2 separate regions of the Mus musculus genome follow, and region 1 is linked to region 2. A link is a loop called in an ENCODE intact Hi-C map of the cell type or tissue named here. Cell type or tissue: heart. All regions are shown on one strand.

Evidence for each region. Peaks named below come from ENCODE experiments on the same cell type or tissue, not always from the same donor. Only the 100,000 strongest peaks of a DNase experiment are listed, where the experiment ranks them.
Region 1: it touches region 2 in a loop (2.2-fold over the local background); 5 of 42 quality-filtered maps call a loop at or near these places.

The regions. Positions count from the first base shown.
Region 1 is chr10:95,655,784-95,663,783 of GRCm38, reverse strand. No RefSeq gene overlaps it. Among named protein-coding and RNA genes, the nearest start is that of Gm33336, 28 kb to the right of the region's middle. In heart, no CTCF peak of the experiment used is centred here; a DNase peak (open chromatin) is centred at 4,113; H3K27ac peaks cover 851 bases.
Region 2 is chr10:95,559,642-95,567,641 of GRCm38, reverse strand. It overlaps Nudt4 (nudix (nucleoside diphosphate linked moiety X)-type motif 4), which reads left to right and starts at 3,496. Exons shown (of 5, transcript NM_027722.5): 1 at 3,496-3,980. The coding sequence starts at 3,885. In heart, a CTCF peak has its summit at 3,537; DNase peaks (open chromatin) are centred at 3,391 and 3,981; H3K4me3 peaks cover 4,934 bases; H3K27ac peaks cover 4,802 bases.

The sequences.
Region 1 (8,000 bases), 96 kb before region 2:
CTTTAAGGAAGATTGGTTATCAATTGGCTATCCAATGCTAAATGGTCAGCACTAAAAATGTACATATGAGTAATATACAGACTGAGGATGGAGGGAAGGGGGTTTGTGTGTGTGTGTGTGTGTGTGTGTGTGTGTGTGTGTGTGTGTGTGTGTAAAAGTATCATTTATTCTTCTGTTCCAATGGTCATTTCCAAGGCTTACTTCTGTCTGCTAACCTAGGCCTAGCCCAGGAAGCTTCTAGCCTCTGTATAATCTAGAATGTTTTCAGCCTTTGAGACTTACTGCTGAATACGCTCATCCCTTCCTAGTTCTTTCTGATCTCTGTTCTATTTTTTTGTTTTGTTTTGTTTTTCGAGACAGTGTTTCTCTGTGTAGTCCTGGCTGTCCTGGAACTCACTATGTAGACCAGGCTGGCCTCAAACTCAGAAATCAGCCTGCCTCTGCCTCCCAAGTGCTGGGATTAAAGGTGTGCGCCACCACTGCCCGGCTCTTTCTGATCTCTGACTGACTGTTCAACTCAGCTGCTCTGACTCAAACTTCTCTCCATGCTAACCGATTCTATCTGGCTTCTTTAGGTTTCTCCTAAATTGCTCTTCTTGGCCACAGACTATTTCTGCCAATCTGTTCTAATCTTCTGGCTCATTCTCATTCTCTGACTCGTTCTATCTTCACCAATGTCTCTAGCTTGTTCTCTCTCTGCAACCTGTCTCTCTACAACTGTCCCAGTAAAACTTGATTTTTTCCTTCCTCTTCTCTCTCTACATGGCTCCTTAAGTAGCTTCCCTTTCGTCTCTCTTCTCATGAGAGTTGGGCATACCATGTTCCATCGAATCTTTCTCTGATTCATCACTTTGTCTGCTACTCAATTAGACATCATTTTCAAACATCAGTGCTTCCTTTTACAAACTAACTTTACCTTCATTGTTTGGGAGTAAGAAAATGTCTGTGTTCTGCCCAGAGGAATTAAAGGTGTGTGCTAAGGGCTGAGCCATACTACAACTAGAAACAGGGTTTTTCAGTAAATAACACAATCTTGGATTTTACAGTGTGATTAAATATCTTGCAACATATATGTGTGTGTGTGTGTGTGATTGTGTATGTGTATAATAGCTTATATACTTATACATGTTATTACATTTATCTATAGATATATATTTTATAAGTGTTAAAATATATGTTTTTAAGGATATTATCTTTATGAAGCATATTTTCATATTTTACATATTTATATAAATCCATATATGCATGTGATAACAATTCCTGAAAAAGAGACCATGAATTTGAAAGAAAGCAAAGAGGAATAAATGGGAGGGTTTGGAGGGAGGAAAGAGGAAAAGGAAGCATTATAATTAGAATTATAATTTCAAAAATAAAAACAGACCTTCGGAGAAAAACCCAACTATATAGTATTAAGTCATATATAAAACGATAAAATTGGGAAAGTCCTATATCCTTCTTGCCCACCTCAGGAATGCTCATAAAAAGATTCATAAATGATTATTTATCACAGAGTAATTTGTGTTCGCTACATCGCTACGAGAAAATACCTGAGAGAATCCGCTTATAGGGAGGGTAGATTTGGCCTTGGTGCTATTGCTTACTCACTTTCCTGGAAAGCTTAGGATGAGATGGTTTCCTTAGAGCCAGAACCTGGGTAAATAAACATAGCCAGAACCTGGGTAAATAAACATCAGGCCAGTCAAAAGCCTGCAAGCCTCTAAGGGAAGCTTCTCATTATCTTCCCTCAGGAGCCTCATGGTGACTCAGTCACTCAGTTTCCTCATTGTCTCTCTACAGAGCTCACTCCAACTCCTCTTACTTCCTGCTCTCCAGACATTCATTGGTCTGCTTGTATTTGCTTTTTGTTTGTTTGTTTACAAGACTAAGTCTCCCTATCTAGTCCTTCCAGTCCTGGAACTCCCACTATGTAGACGAGGCTGGCCTTGACTTCAGAGATCCTCCTCCCAGTGCTGGAATTAAAGGCGTGTGTCACTACACTTGGCTTATTTCAAGCCATTCTTTTTGTTTGTTTTGTTTTTGTTTTTTTTTTTTCTGAGACAGGGTTTTTCTGTATAGCCCTGGCTGTCCTGGAACTCACTTTGTAGACCAGGCTGGCCTCGAACTCATAAATCCGCCTGCCTCTGCCTCCCAAGTGCTGGGATTAAAGGCGTGCACCACCACCGCCCGGCATTTCAAGCCATTCTTAAACACAGTATCATCACAAATGTTAGTCAGCTAGATGCCACACTACTCATCAAACCTTGTAAAACTCAAACAATATTCACCTATTTTCTTTAAAAACCTAGATTGTCCACAGGAATGAAATGGCCTGTGATACAATGTTTCATGACTAACCTAGGACACAATGTTTCATTGAACCCCATACAAACCACATAAAGACCATCTACCATAGATCATTTAACCTGCATGTACAAGGTTTTCTAAATGGAGCCTGGACAGGTATATTCCCCAAGGTTACACAGTGAGAGAAGCTGGGTCAGTGTGGATCCTCAGTCTGTCTCCCTACATGCTCCCAAATGCCTTTCTGGCCCACAGATCTTTTCTTCTGCTTCTCATTTCCTTGTGCCGCTCCCTCCCTCCATCTCTGCACTCACGTGTCCATCTGTATCCTGCCCTATACTGGGTCCCCTAGCAGATGAAAGACGCAGAGTGCACACAGTGCTTCTCTGGCTCTAACAAAGAACACACAGATGAACAGACAAGCCCACACCTGAGAGTCTCCAACGTGAGCCCTGGAATGGCTCCCAGTACTCTCGTGCATCTGTCTGCCATTGTCTCTTCCTTCCTTTGAAGGAATTTATCCACCTATCACAGTGAAGACAGCATGGAAACCCTTGCAGGCAAACTCAGTTCCTTAACTGGACATATACGTTCATAACTCTCAGATTAGACCTGGAACCCACTCCTCCGCAGCCTGTAGTTTCCCCAAGCGTCATTTGCATCAGCGCACAAACAAGAGCGGCGCCTCTTGATTCTTCTCCTCACAAGAAGTCAGGCTGAAAACAGAATGAAAAGGAAATCCAATCAGGTGATGCTTCTCCAAGCTAAGGAGGCAGGGGGAGATGGTACCTGCTAGCCTTAAATGTCCTCTGCCTTATCACAGGTTGAAGGATTCAAGTTGCAAGCACCATTGTTCTGGCTAGACTAGAAAGGACGGCCCACTGAAAGGAGACACAGTGTTGCCCGTGATCTACTCTCTGCACAGGAGAGTGGCTGCCTGTGTTCCTTTCCCTAAACAAAGTGCTGAAACTGTCAGGTGGACCTGTTCAAAGACAAACACCAGCATCCGTTTCCTCCTTTGGAGAATTGAGAACAGGAGTGTGGATTCTCCAAAACGGTGGTTGTCAATCTCTCTAACACTGCGACCTTTTAATACAGTTCTTCATGTTGTAGCATCCCCCGACCATAAAATTATGTTTGTTACTAAACTTTGCTACTGTTACAAATCATAGTGTAAATGTCTGATATGCAGGATATCTGATACTTGACCCCTGTGAAAGAGTTCATTCGACCTCCGCCCTCTCCCAGGGGCCATGACCCACAGATTGAGAACTGCTACTTTAAAATAATGTATATGTGGCACAGTCCTGGCTGTAGGCATAGGTGACCCCAAATCAAGCCATACTACTCAGTTCCTGCAACCTCAGTTCCTGCACTAGTCATAATGAAAACAGAGCCCTGGCCCTTCACATAAGAATCCTGTAACATTTCTGCAGACCTAAGCTTGACCTTAAGTGCCACAGGTAGGCAGGGAGAACAGGCCCTGTGGCCCCACAAGAGAGAGGTCACAAATGTTTACTGACTGTCCCACAGGCTGGGGTTGAGGTCAGACTCCAAGCTGAGATGCAGAGAAAGTTCTGGAAAACCTGAGAGAGAGCAAACAGTTCAGCTGGAAGGCAGCTTGGGGCCACTTTCTCCAGAGACAGAAGGAGCAGAGCTGGACCCTAACAACGCAGCACCCAAAGAAAGTTAGGAAGAGTTTCACATCCTCTGAAAAGCACTCAGGAAGTTAGGAGGTGTTTGCCTGTTTGTTTGAGTCGAGAAGACGCTAAGCTCTTTACAATAGCCAGGAAGCGAGACGGAGCTGCCCGCCAACTCATGAATGGATAAAGGAGCTGGTCCAAGAGCACAGGGGAACTCTATGCAGCCAAAGAACAATGAAAGCATGACAAGTCAGGAAGATGGGTGTGGCAGCAGAGCATTCAGTCAGACTCTGAAAGTCAAATTCCATGTCGCCGCTTACATGTGGAGCTTCAATTTGTACCTCTCTGACTATCTATCATCTATCTATCCATCTATCTATCTATCTATCATCTACCTATCATCTTTTATCTATTTACCATCTATCACCCATTTATCTATCATCTATTTATATCTATCACTATCTACCAGATATATATATATTAATCTATCTATCCATCTATCATCTACTATCATCTATCTGCCTGTCTGTCTCTGTGTGAGACAGAGACAGAGTGTGTGTGTGTGTGTGTGTGTGTGAGAGAGAGAGAGAGAGAAACTAGAAAGGGGATCATGAGGAGTAGGAGCCCTGGGGAGGTGGAAAATAGAGAGAGTAATGGAGTGTGTGTGTAATAGAAAAGCAGAGGGATGCCGCCTAACAGAGAGAAGAAAGGGAACACAGCCAATGGGAATGGGCAGTGGGGGAAGGGACCAAAGTGTCTGCAGCTGCCACGACCGACAAGAGCCTGCTAACTACGAACTTTGACCAAAGAGAAAAGAATTTGAGGGGGAAATCAGAACTGTGTTGGACTGGCGCTTACTTATCTATGGCTTAATCATGGTTTCATTTTAACTACACACGGGATGGTGAGGATAAGAAACATCACCATCTTCTCTGAACCAGGGCCTCTGAAGTTCTTTGTGTGGCTGGTGCATTAAACTTCATGTGAGCAAGATTGCAATGTTATGTCTCCTTTGATTGCTGGTCTGAAACCCCAAAGCCCACACAGGGTCAGATAGTCAATAGCAGGCTGGGGTTGCTTCTGTGCTCAACCATGTGTGCTACACCACAGACGACTTCCAAAAATCATTCGTCCACTTGCCTTAGCTATTTGGGCAATCACAACAAAATACCATAAAATCTGTGCCATAGTAACTGAAACTCATTTCTCGTGATTCTGAACGGTGAGAGGTTGAAAGCCAGGTTGCTCAGGGCTTCAGTTTCTGGTGAGAACCTGCTTCCAGCACACAGAGGACCACTTTGCAATACAACCTTACGTGGTAGGAGGAGTCACAGGAGCTCCCTGGACATCTTTGCTAAGAACACTGATTCCCCAGGGCTGGGGAGATGGCTCTATGGGTAAAGCATTTGCCATGCAAGTGTGAATGTGAATCCTCAGAACACACATGAACTTGGTGCCATCACACAGATCTGTAATCCCGTGCTTCTATGGTGAGGTGGGAGACGGAGAGGAGACTCTCCGAAGCTCATGGGCCAGCTAACCCCATGGCATATGAAGCAGAGCAAAGAGAGACCCAAAAGAACTGGGAGGTTAAAAGTGACACCCAAGATTGGCCTCTGACTTCTACTCATGCACCGTGAAAGAGTGATGTCTGCACTCACACACAAAACCACACATATATGCATGCTTATTGCACACATATAACACGCACACAACATAAAAGAGCATGAATCCCATTAGGGGAGGGTCCCATCCCATGACCGAACCAGTAACACATTATTTTGTTTGATTTGACCATTTGGTCCAAATGACAGTCTTTTAAGGTGGGCACTATATTCATCCTCATTTTACAGATTGAGAGACAGGAGGAACAAAACAGACATTCCGAAGCACACCTAGAACCCCAGCACTTAACGCTGAGACAAAACGACCATGAGTTTAAAGCCAGCCTGCACAAATAGAGCAGGATTTTGCCTCAAAATGGGGCTGGGGATTACTCAGTCCGCCTCAGCATCTGAGTTTGGATCCCTGGTCCCATATTAAAGCAAAACATGACGCCCCTCTGTAAGCCAGGTGCTGGTTAGTGTTTATTGTCAATTTGCCCACGTGTAGAGTCCCCTGGGAAGAGAGAATCTCAGCCGTGGGCATCACCCAGATCACATCAGCTGCCTGTTGTCACTGTCTTGTGGAATGACAAGTGATGGAGCATCCCACTTTGGGCCACTCTATCCCTCCTGACTGCTGACATTAAAGGCATTCCCTCACGGCTGCCAGGGTTCTGGCTTTCTTCCCCTTAACTTTTTATTGACTCTCTGTAAATTTCACATCATGCACCCCCAATCCCACTCAACTCCCCCATTCCTTCATATCTGCCCTCCATCTCCTCAACCTCCTCCCGAAGAAGAAAATTAAAAAATATATATATATATCTCATCATGCAGTGTCAGGGTGCATCTCACACAGTATCCCGCTTCGTCCAAACATCTTTACTTGCAAAGGCTCCTTGCACTGAGTCATTGGTCTCATCCGAGGCCTCTTGCTCTTGCTATGTTATTATAGTGGATCTTCACCGGGTCTCCTCTCAGATCTCCTGTTGTTGCCCTGGGTCATGGAGATCCTGCAGCTTTGGGTCTGCAGGACGGCCCCTTCAGGTGCTCCAGCAGTTCATAGATGAGGTAGATATGGGGTGGGCCAATTCATCGTCCTGGATCGTGGCCTGAGGGGTAGCTGAGTTGGTCAGCCTGCCAGCTCTCCCACACGCACAGCTCCAGAGCCAGCTCTCCAGCACTGCCCTGGCTAACTGGCCTACTGCCTCAGCCAGCAAGGGGTGGGACCAGCTCTCCCTGTTCTCATGCCCTCAGGGTTGGCTCACTTGGCCTTTGCTTCTGGGGCATGGCTCTCCTGCTCTGGTGACCTCATAACCTCGGCTCTCCCACCTGCCACAGGCAGCAAGAGTGAGCATCTCTTCCTTACCCACACCTGGACAAGGGGTGGCACCAGCTCTCCTGCACTCACACCCCAGTCCCCACCACAAGGACTAGCTGTAATGTTCTGCTTCAGTAAGGGGCCTGGGGGGGGGGGGCACTCCCCTGAGTGCTGTAATCAGCAAGAAAAACAGGAGTAGTGCCAGCTCTCCAGAGTACCCCAGTCAATGAGGGGCGGAGCCAGCTCCACATAACCCTTGGGCATCAACATGATCCCAGGGGGAAGCCCAAACTGGGGACTTCTGCATGGCCTTTGATGGTGTCAAGTGCCACCAACATCGTCACAGGCCCCTGCTGCTGCATGGCCATGGGCACAGATGTGGCCCTCAGTGGCAGAATGGACCAGAACTTCACTGTGGTCTCAGGTGGCAGGGCAGGCTACTCACATCAGGCTGTTCCTCAGAACCTGAAAGTCCCCAATGTCACCACTCCTCATTAGGCTCAAACCATTCTGCTTCTCTTTCTCGCCCATCTCTCTACCACATACTTACGAATCTTAATGGCACCCTCTCTGGGCAGGCCATGTGGCAGTGGGTGGGTCTACAGTGCTTCTTTATAGCAGCTGGGAAGACAGGCGTTCTCAGTCCTCACTTCTGGCTTTGGAAAGTTCCTGACTCATTCTTCAAGATCAAATCTTTCTCTTATTTTTTAATTTTATTATATTATATTTATTATATATCTTATTGTTATCAGTTTATTTTATGTGCATTAGAACTTGGCCTGCATCTCTGTGCATCACACATGTGCCTGGTGCCCAAGAAGGCCAGAAGTGGGTGTCACAACCTGACAGATGGTTTCAAAACTGTTGTGTGAGTAATGGGAACTGAACTCTGGTCCTTCTGGAAGAACAGCCAGTGCTCTTAACTGCTGAGTTCTCTTTCTAGGCCTATACTTCTATTATGTGAGCCCTTTATAATAGATATCAAGGCATATTAGAGATTTGGGCCATTAAGGAGACCAAACTGTGGAAGAACATTCTAGCACACCAGTTAGGATTGACTTGGGTTCCAGAGCGATGGAGTGTTCTTATAATCATAGGACTTGGGAGATGAGAAGTTGGAGCTCATTCTGC
Region 2 (8,000 bases):
TCGTTAAACAGTACTAAACTAGGAGATTTGAGCTTCCCTGATTCCCAAGAATGGACAAGGGCACATGAAGACCTGGCTTTGTGGCTGGCCTTTAGCCCCATCTTAGTCAGACGAGCTTCCTTTTTTTGTTGGGCCTCTCACAAACAATTGCAAGTAAATAAATAAGAATGCATGAGTGTGGAAGGAGGAGGCGATTTATACTACTCAGAGTCTTCAATTTAGCCGTGTGTGGTGGCGCATGCCTTTAATCCCAGTACTTGGGAGGCAGAAGCAGGTGGATTTCTGTGAGTTCAAAGCCAGCCTGGTCTACAAATCCAGTCCAGGACAGCCAGGGCTCTGTTACACAGATAAACAACAACAACAGAGTCTCCAGTTTAAATAACATTACAATATTTAACCCCCTCCATCCCATGTTAAACTTGTCTTCTGCAAATATCTCTTGAATACTCTTCTAGCCTTTGAGTAGGGGAAGGTAGAGGGAACTCAGAGAGTTCTCTGATAAGAATTTCCCTGCAGTAAAACCTAAACTACTGGCCTGTAACGCCAGGGAGACTGAGCCAGAAGCCAGAGAGTTCAAGGTCAGCCTGAGTCCCAAGAAAGACTCCTTCTTGAAGCAACAATTATAATCCTTATTGAGCTGGGCGGTGGTGGCGCAAGCACTTAGGAGACAGAGGCAGGCAGATCTCTGTGTCTGAGGTCAACTCAGTCTACAGAGTGAATTCCAGGACAGCCAGGGCTGCAGAGAGAAACCCTATCTTGAAAGACAACAAAAGCAAACAAAAAGTGCTTTGTTGATAGCTTGTTTCTTCAGATTCTTCACAACTTCAAAGCACTTTCAGTCTCCCAGCTTTGTGCAAGAATGTAACAAATCAGTCTACCCATTTGAGAGCTGGGAACCGCTTAGGCGCAGACACCCAAACATGTACTCGTTGGTACTTGTAGGAGCTGAAGCCAATATATATATTTCTTTTCAGTGCCTGGAAGCTGAAAAAACGGTGTCCCCTGCTTACATTCACCAAATCTCTGCCTGGCTTTTTCCCTTCAACAACTTGGTTCCAAACATCTTTCCTTTTCCCTTTCCTTAATTCTAGCCCACGCTACATCTTCTGGAACCAATAAACGAGAAAGGGGATGGAGAGATGGCTCAGTGGTTAGGAGCACCTGCAACTCTTTCAGGAGACCCCAGTTTCAGATCCTAGCAGTCACACAGTGGCTGACAACCATTCTTAACTCCAGTTTCAGGAGTATCTGATGTCCTTGTCTGTCCTCCAAGGACACTAGGCACATGTATGGTGCAGGTATGTATGCAAACATGTAAGCAAAAATCTATACACATAAAATAAATATTAAAAAAATGAGACAAGTAAATCACTATATGGTTCAGCCGATAATTTATTGGGCACCCACGTCTAGAAGCCAGATCATTGAAGAATTTGTGCAGGCAGAACTTGACTCTTCTTCATCCATTCAAAAGGATTACCGTAAAGCCAGACATGTGGGAACATTCCTGCAGTCCAGCATTTGAAGGATAGGATCAGGAATTCTGGGCCAGCCTGGGCTACATGAGACCCTAGCTCCAAATAAAACACAATAAAAAGGCCACTTTATCAACAGCACTCATCTAAAAGTAGCACCTGGTATCAGTCCTACTGGAATCCCTAGATTAATAAATGTGTTTGTAAATCCTGAACTTCAAGTGGCTTCAGTAAGAACAGCTTGGAAAAATGTCTCTGTACAGACTTGATTTCTAATTGTGGTGAAGCTTCATTCCTTAAACCATCTATTCAACATGAACTCACTCTCCAAACTTGCATCTGCTAGGCTCCGGGGAAAGGCAGGCACCAAAGAGTGCTCACCATGCGTCTCAGTGAAGCCTTACAACCCTGCTTGCGGTATCAGCTTCCGGTCCTTTCTACAGCCACATTGGCTTCTTTCATTTCTAAGAGCTCTGCCCCCTCCCTGACCTTTGCATAAACTCCAGTTCTAGGCTCCTGAGAATTTGACTCTTTTGTCTTCTCAGCCCCTCCTCCCCTTGCTGCCTTAGCTGCCTTCGATGCTTGCTTCTTTCCCCTCTGGTCAAAGATCTGCGAGACCCACTACTCCCAAATCAATTTAATATTCCGCCCCGTGATTGGTCACTAATTCTCTGTTCTTAGGTTCTTATTCGACTGGAGGGGCAGGGTCTGACCGGTTTTGTAAGATGCCAGAGCCTGGCACACCGGAGGCCTTCCAGGAATGAAAAACAAAACGGATGTGGCTGTCTAAACAGTTCTGTGGGAAGTGAAGCTCCTGTAGGTTAGGAGTTCGGGTTTTGAAATAGGGTCTCATGTAGACCAGTCTAGTCTCACCAGTTCTAAATGGCAGGGAATGGCCTTGAATTCCGAATCCTTCTGTTTTGGGCTCTCAAGTGCTGGGATCACATACCTGGGATTCCACACCTGATTTGGATTAGGGGTTTTCTTGAATTCCAGTGATGTCAGGTCTCCTACTTTTTTTCTTTTTCTTTCTTTTCTTTCTTTCTTTCTTTCTTTCTTTCTTTCTTTCTTTTTTTTTTTTTTTTTTTTGGTTTATGGTTTTAGGTTTTCGAGACAGAGTTTCCTCTGTATAGCCCTGGCTGTCCTGGAACTCACTCTGTAGACCAGGTTGGCCTTGAACTCAGAAATCTGCCTGCCTCTGGCTCCCAAGTGCTGGGATTAAAGGCGTGCACCACCACTGCCCACCGGTCTCCTACTTTCTATCTTGGCTCTTCAATAGCACTGAAATATTGGGAGTTGTTCCAAGTGCCTAAAACTGTAAGCTTCCAGACAACAAACATCCCACTGATTTACTGCTATGGCCTTACTTAGAATGAGATACACACAGAATAACAGCCATAACCAGTGTTCATGAATGCACTCTGGAGGGTCAGCGGAGGTGGGGATGCCACAACACAGACAACTGGCTATAGTCCACTTCAAAGCCTCAGCTGACTCTTCAAGAGCACATAAAAGCACTCTCATCGAAACAGAGGAAGTGGGGAGAGGGAGAAGGAAGGGGAGAGGAGAGAGAGAACTCAATGAATTTAACCTTCCTAGCCTTCACAAGCAATGCTAACCGCGATGCTTCAGTAGTCCTGCCATGGCTCCGGGGACCTTGGCTCCAGGACCCAGTACTGGGGTCCGTCCCTAAAGGGAACTCTATCGGACCTCTAAAACGGAGAACGAGGAGGTCTCTGCTCGCTTCCCTTCCCTGGCCTTGTACAAAGCGCACCCCCCCCCCCAAAAAAAAAAGGCCTCTGGAGCACTCGCCCGCGGGCAGGGCAGAGCTGGCGGAGCCCTAGACTTAGGCCTCGAGCCCCGCCCCCCGGCTGGTCGAAGCCGCGCCCCCAGCTCCCCACCCTACCCCCGCCCGGCAACGGTCCTGGCGCGCAGGCGCACTGGCGCGCCCAAAGGAGGGAGCGCGCCGGCGCGCGCGCGCGGGAGCCCCGCTTAAATGCGGGCGAAGGGGGCGGCGCGCATCCTCGGCGTCTCTGCCCGGTCTGCACCGTCGCTTCCAACTGTCTCCGCGTGGCACGAGCCACGAGCCGCGCTCTTCCCCCGGCGGCGGCGGCGGCGGCGGGTGCAAGCAAGGAGTGGCTGCGAGCGGCGGCGGGCTCCATGGAGAGCGGCGGGCGCCGGAGCAGAGGCGGCGCTTCCACCGCTGCGCCCGGACTGCAGTGACCCGCGTTCCGCCCCGCGTCCCGGCGGCCGCCCGGCCTCGCCGTCCGTGTCCGTGCCGCCGCCGCCGCCCGTCCCACCGGCGCCCGAGCATCGCGACTTCCTTCGGCCCGACTCCCCGGCGGGGTGGCGGCGGCCGGGTCCCCACGGTGGCGGCCGGAGCAGCGGCTGCAGGAGCCCGGCTCTAGGATGAAGTTCAAGCCCAACCAGACGCGGACGTACGACCGCGAGGGCTTCAAGAAGAGGGCGGCCTGCCTGTGCTTCCGCAGCGAGCAGGAGGACGAGGTAAGCGCGGGGACAAAGGCTGGCGACCGGGCTTCATCCCGCACCCCCCTGCACCGCCCGGGCCTGCGGGTCACCGGCAACCCCCACGCCCGGAGCTGGAGATCGGCCTCCGGGGTTCGCCAGCCTGCCTTTTAGACCTCCCATTAGGTCGCAAGCTGTTGGCTTCATTACGTAGATACCTCCTTTTGCAAAGCGGACTCCGCTTTTAAAGTTTTTCTGACGACCGAAAGATGGCCAGCGAGAGATGTGGAATGACGCCAGAAGGGACAAGATAGGCCAGGAACGGGGCGAAGTTGCCCTTTTCAGCCCGGCCATCTCTCGCTCTTCTGGTTTCTCAAGGCTGTTCTGCGGTGTGACTTGACATCTGGGAAGGAGCGGCGTGTGATTTTACCCGACCCTTCGCCCTGCTTTGGACGGATAGGGACCTTTGGAGTAATCTCTGGGAGAGCCTATTTTATTTCACTTCAGTTCTATTCGGTTTTAAAATGATTCCGTTTTCATCCTGCTCTGGATAGTTCAGTCACTTGGTAGCTGGGGGAAATCTTGTAGCGCTGCCACGCCTAAAATGAACTGATAGAGGAAAAAAAGTTAGCGTTCTGAGTTCTGCTTCTGTAGCCGCGTCCAGGGAAGCACCAAGCATAAAACTGGAGATGGGATCTAATGGCTTCCTTATTGCTAGCCCCTGAAGTTATGATAAGTATGACAGCGTACACTCAGTGGTGGTTAACAGATAGCCGCGTGCTTGAAAGTTAGGATCTTTAAACCGCTTTTGCTTTTTATTTATTTATTTTAAAGGTTGATTTGAAAGCTTCTAAGTGTTAAACCCAAATCCCGAAGGAACTTCTAGAGAAAGGTCTTTGAGCTGAGTCTACTTAGAAGAGAACGGAATATAGGACCTTTTAAAAGTGCACAAAGGACAAAAAAGGCCAACAAGCCTTAAATGCAGTCTATCATGGGGTGGGGGGAGTCTTTGAAGGAGGTGCCGTGCTAGGGCAAGGCAAACTAAGTATAAAAACATGTAATAGCGAATAGTGACCCAGGATCCAGTCTGACCTGTTCACTGCTCTATCGGATTTTTAGCTGAGCGTTTACAATGAGTTAGGTGCAACCCGGGAGTGTTACATTTAATCCTTTTAGCACTTGGAGGTAGTACTGGTCCGCCCTGTTTTATAGGTGAGAAGACGGCTTTGAGCAGAAATTCTTTGTCCAGATGACAGAATTAGGTAGCAATCATAGTTAGGGATGTAGTTCCTACCCCAGAAAGCTGGCCTCTTGGTAAAGGGCCTCTGCTCAGCAGTCGGGTGCTCCGTGTTTTGTGAGGCTAAACTTGAAAGCCTTTTAAGTTACCTTTGAGATTGTGCCATAATACACAGTTGGAAATTCAGGGCCCATTTTGTGTGTATGTGGGGGGGGGTGTCTGGGGGTGTGGGGGGTTGTTTGGGGGTGGGATGTATCTGTGTGTGTCCCTAGGGGAAGCTATGAGGATAGGAGAAATCAAAATTATCTAAATTGTGTGTCTGGCAAGGCAGTCTTGACAAGAGCTCCATAAATGACTTTAAGCAGGTAGGTGGATTGGTGTGTGTGTGTGTGTGTGTGTGCTTGGAAATTGTTTCTGCTGGAAGCGTTGCTAAAGGAGATAGCACCATGGTCGAGAGCTTGCCTCGAACACAGGAGCCTGGGTTCAATCCTGGGCTCCTCTCTCTCTCTCTCCAGGAAGTTGCTGTAAAATCATTGCTACAGCCTGTTTTCAAAATGAGACCAGTATTTTTAAATACAGTGAGATGAGCAAGGCTTGGGGAGTATTAGAGAAACCCATTATGTAAAGCGCTGGCTCTTGGAGCCTGTAGGCTGGGGGACCCCGGTGAATCAACTTGTTAGGGGATATGCTCTGAGGGAAGACGCTGGAATTCTCCCGAGCACACAGCCAACTTTCAGCATCTGGTTTGGCTCTTTGGAAATTTTACTTCTGTGGTTGTGTACAGTTGAGGCTCTTTCTATTATGTGATAATTACGGAATAGACTCTTAGCAGCACAGTAAGATGTCTGGGAAAGCTACAGGTGGGCTTTCCCTGTTGAAATGATACCACGAGCCATCCAAGGATAGACCAAAGCTGCTTGTCCCACCCTTCCAGCTAATGGGTAAAAACTGCTTATTTATTGGGTTAAGGAGTTGTAGGTCCTGGTTAGAACATTTAAATGTATGTTTTTAAAGATGAGGGTAACTTCAAAAAAAAAAAGTTAATTACCATCTGATCCTAAAAGGCTACGGAGAGCCCCCATTGGCTGGCTCACCTGAGTGCCGGGATTATAGGCGAGAGCCTTGATGCCCACTGAGAACAGGTTTTTCTTTTTTTTTTTTTTTTTTTTTTTTTTTTTTAAGATTTATTTATTTATTATATGTAAGTACACTGTAGCTGTCTTCAGACACTCCAGAAGAGGGAGTCAGATCTTGTTACAGATGGTTGTGAGCCACCATGTGGTTGCTGGGATTTGAACTCTGGACCTTCGGAAGAACAGTCGGGTGCTCTTACCCACTGAGCCATCTCACCAGCCCGAACAGGTTTTTCTTATAGTAGTGGTTCATACTGGTGCACGCCATAACTACCAGCATGTGGGAGGCAAAGGGGGTCTGATCTCTGAGTTCAAGGCCAGCCTGGTCTACAGAGTGACAGGGCATATAAATTAGGGCACAGAAGTAACATATCTCAAGGTCACAGAACAAGCAGGACTTGACTCCCCGTGTTTTTAAGTCTTCAGTGTATCTGAGCAGCCTCTCTGGCTAGTTTTTCCTGTGGAGGCCTGTCAGCTTCAGTGTGGCTTTGAGCCTTCAGACCAGCCCACAGGTATATGTCCATAAATGACTTTAAGCAGGTAGGTGGATTGGTGTGTGTGTGTGTGTGTGTGCTTGGAAATTGTTTCTGCTGGAAGCGTTGCTAAAGGAGATAGCACCATGGTCGAGAGCTTGCCTCGAACACAGGAGCCTGGGTTCAATCCTGGGCTCCTCTCTCCATAGGCAAAGAAAAGACGGTGACGTGGTGAGTTGGTAGCCAGAAATGGCTCTCGTTGAATATATTTGCATATGTATTTGAATAGTGGATGTAAAGATAGTTTGAGCTGGCAAGGAACATACACTGTCGTATGGAAGATTAGATGAAACAGGGGGAAATAACAACGGAGGCCTGGAGTGCTTTCTTCTCTGTGTGCTTTGGTTTAGGAGCCCAGTGTGTGTCACTTGGAACTTCAGTAAATGGGAAAGGAGGGACCTAGCACCCCAAATAGAAGAGGAGGATGGCTCGGGGCTGTGGTCTGCAAGAGCAGCTTGGGTTGGCAGAGAAAGGGGAATGATTTTTTTTTAAACGTGAGAACCTTGGGTAGAGAATAGCTCAGTGGTGGAATGCTTGCTTGCCTACCACACACAAAGCCTCCAGGGAAAACAGCACCTCAGAGGTCACACACCAGGCAAGACAGGAAGGACATTTCAATTTTAGACTTTTGAGGGATTTGAGAGCAAAGTGGGACATAGAATCAAGCAACTCCATCCTGGGTTGCATCCAGGTGCATGAGCAAATCAGTCTGAGAGCGAGCCAGGCAGTGGTGGCGTGCGCGCCTTCAATCCCAGCACTTAAGAGGCAGAGGCAGGCAGATCTCTGAGTTCGAGGCCAGCCAGGGCTACACAGAGAAACCATGTCTCGAAAAATCTGAGAGGGACACCAGTTCTGTCTTGGATCTGGATCGGTGGTTCAAATGAAGCATCTAGCCTCCCTCTGGGCTAGCCTGCTGTAGAGCTTGATAGCTTAGGAAAGTCCAAATCCAGCAAAAGTAAGGCATGGTGAAAATGAAGGCTCCTTAAAAGGCAAAACTAAAACCAGAGCCGGGAAGAGTATCGGCCCCAGTCAGGAATCCTAATGCAATTAAAAAAAAAAAAAACCAACCAACCAAACAAACAAATAAACCCTGCCGGCCTTTACAGGGGGTGGGGATCAGTTGTCATTTAACCTCTGGCAGTCTCCCGGTTCATAG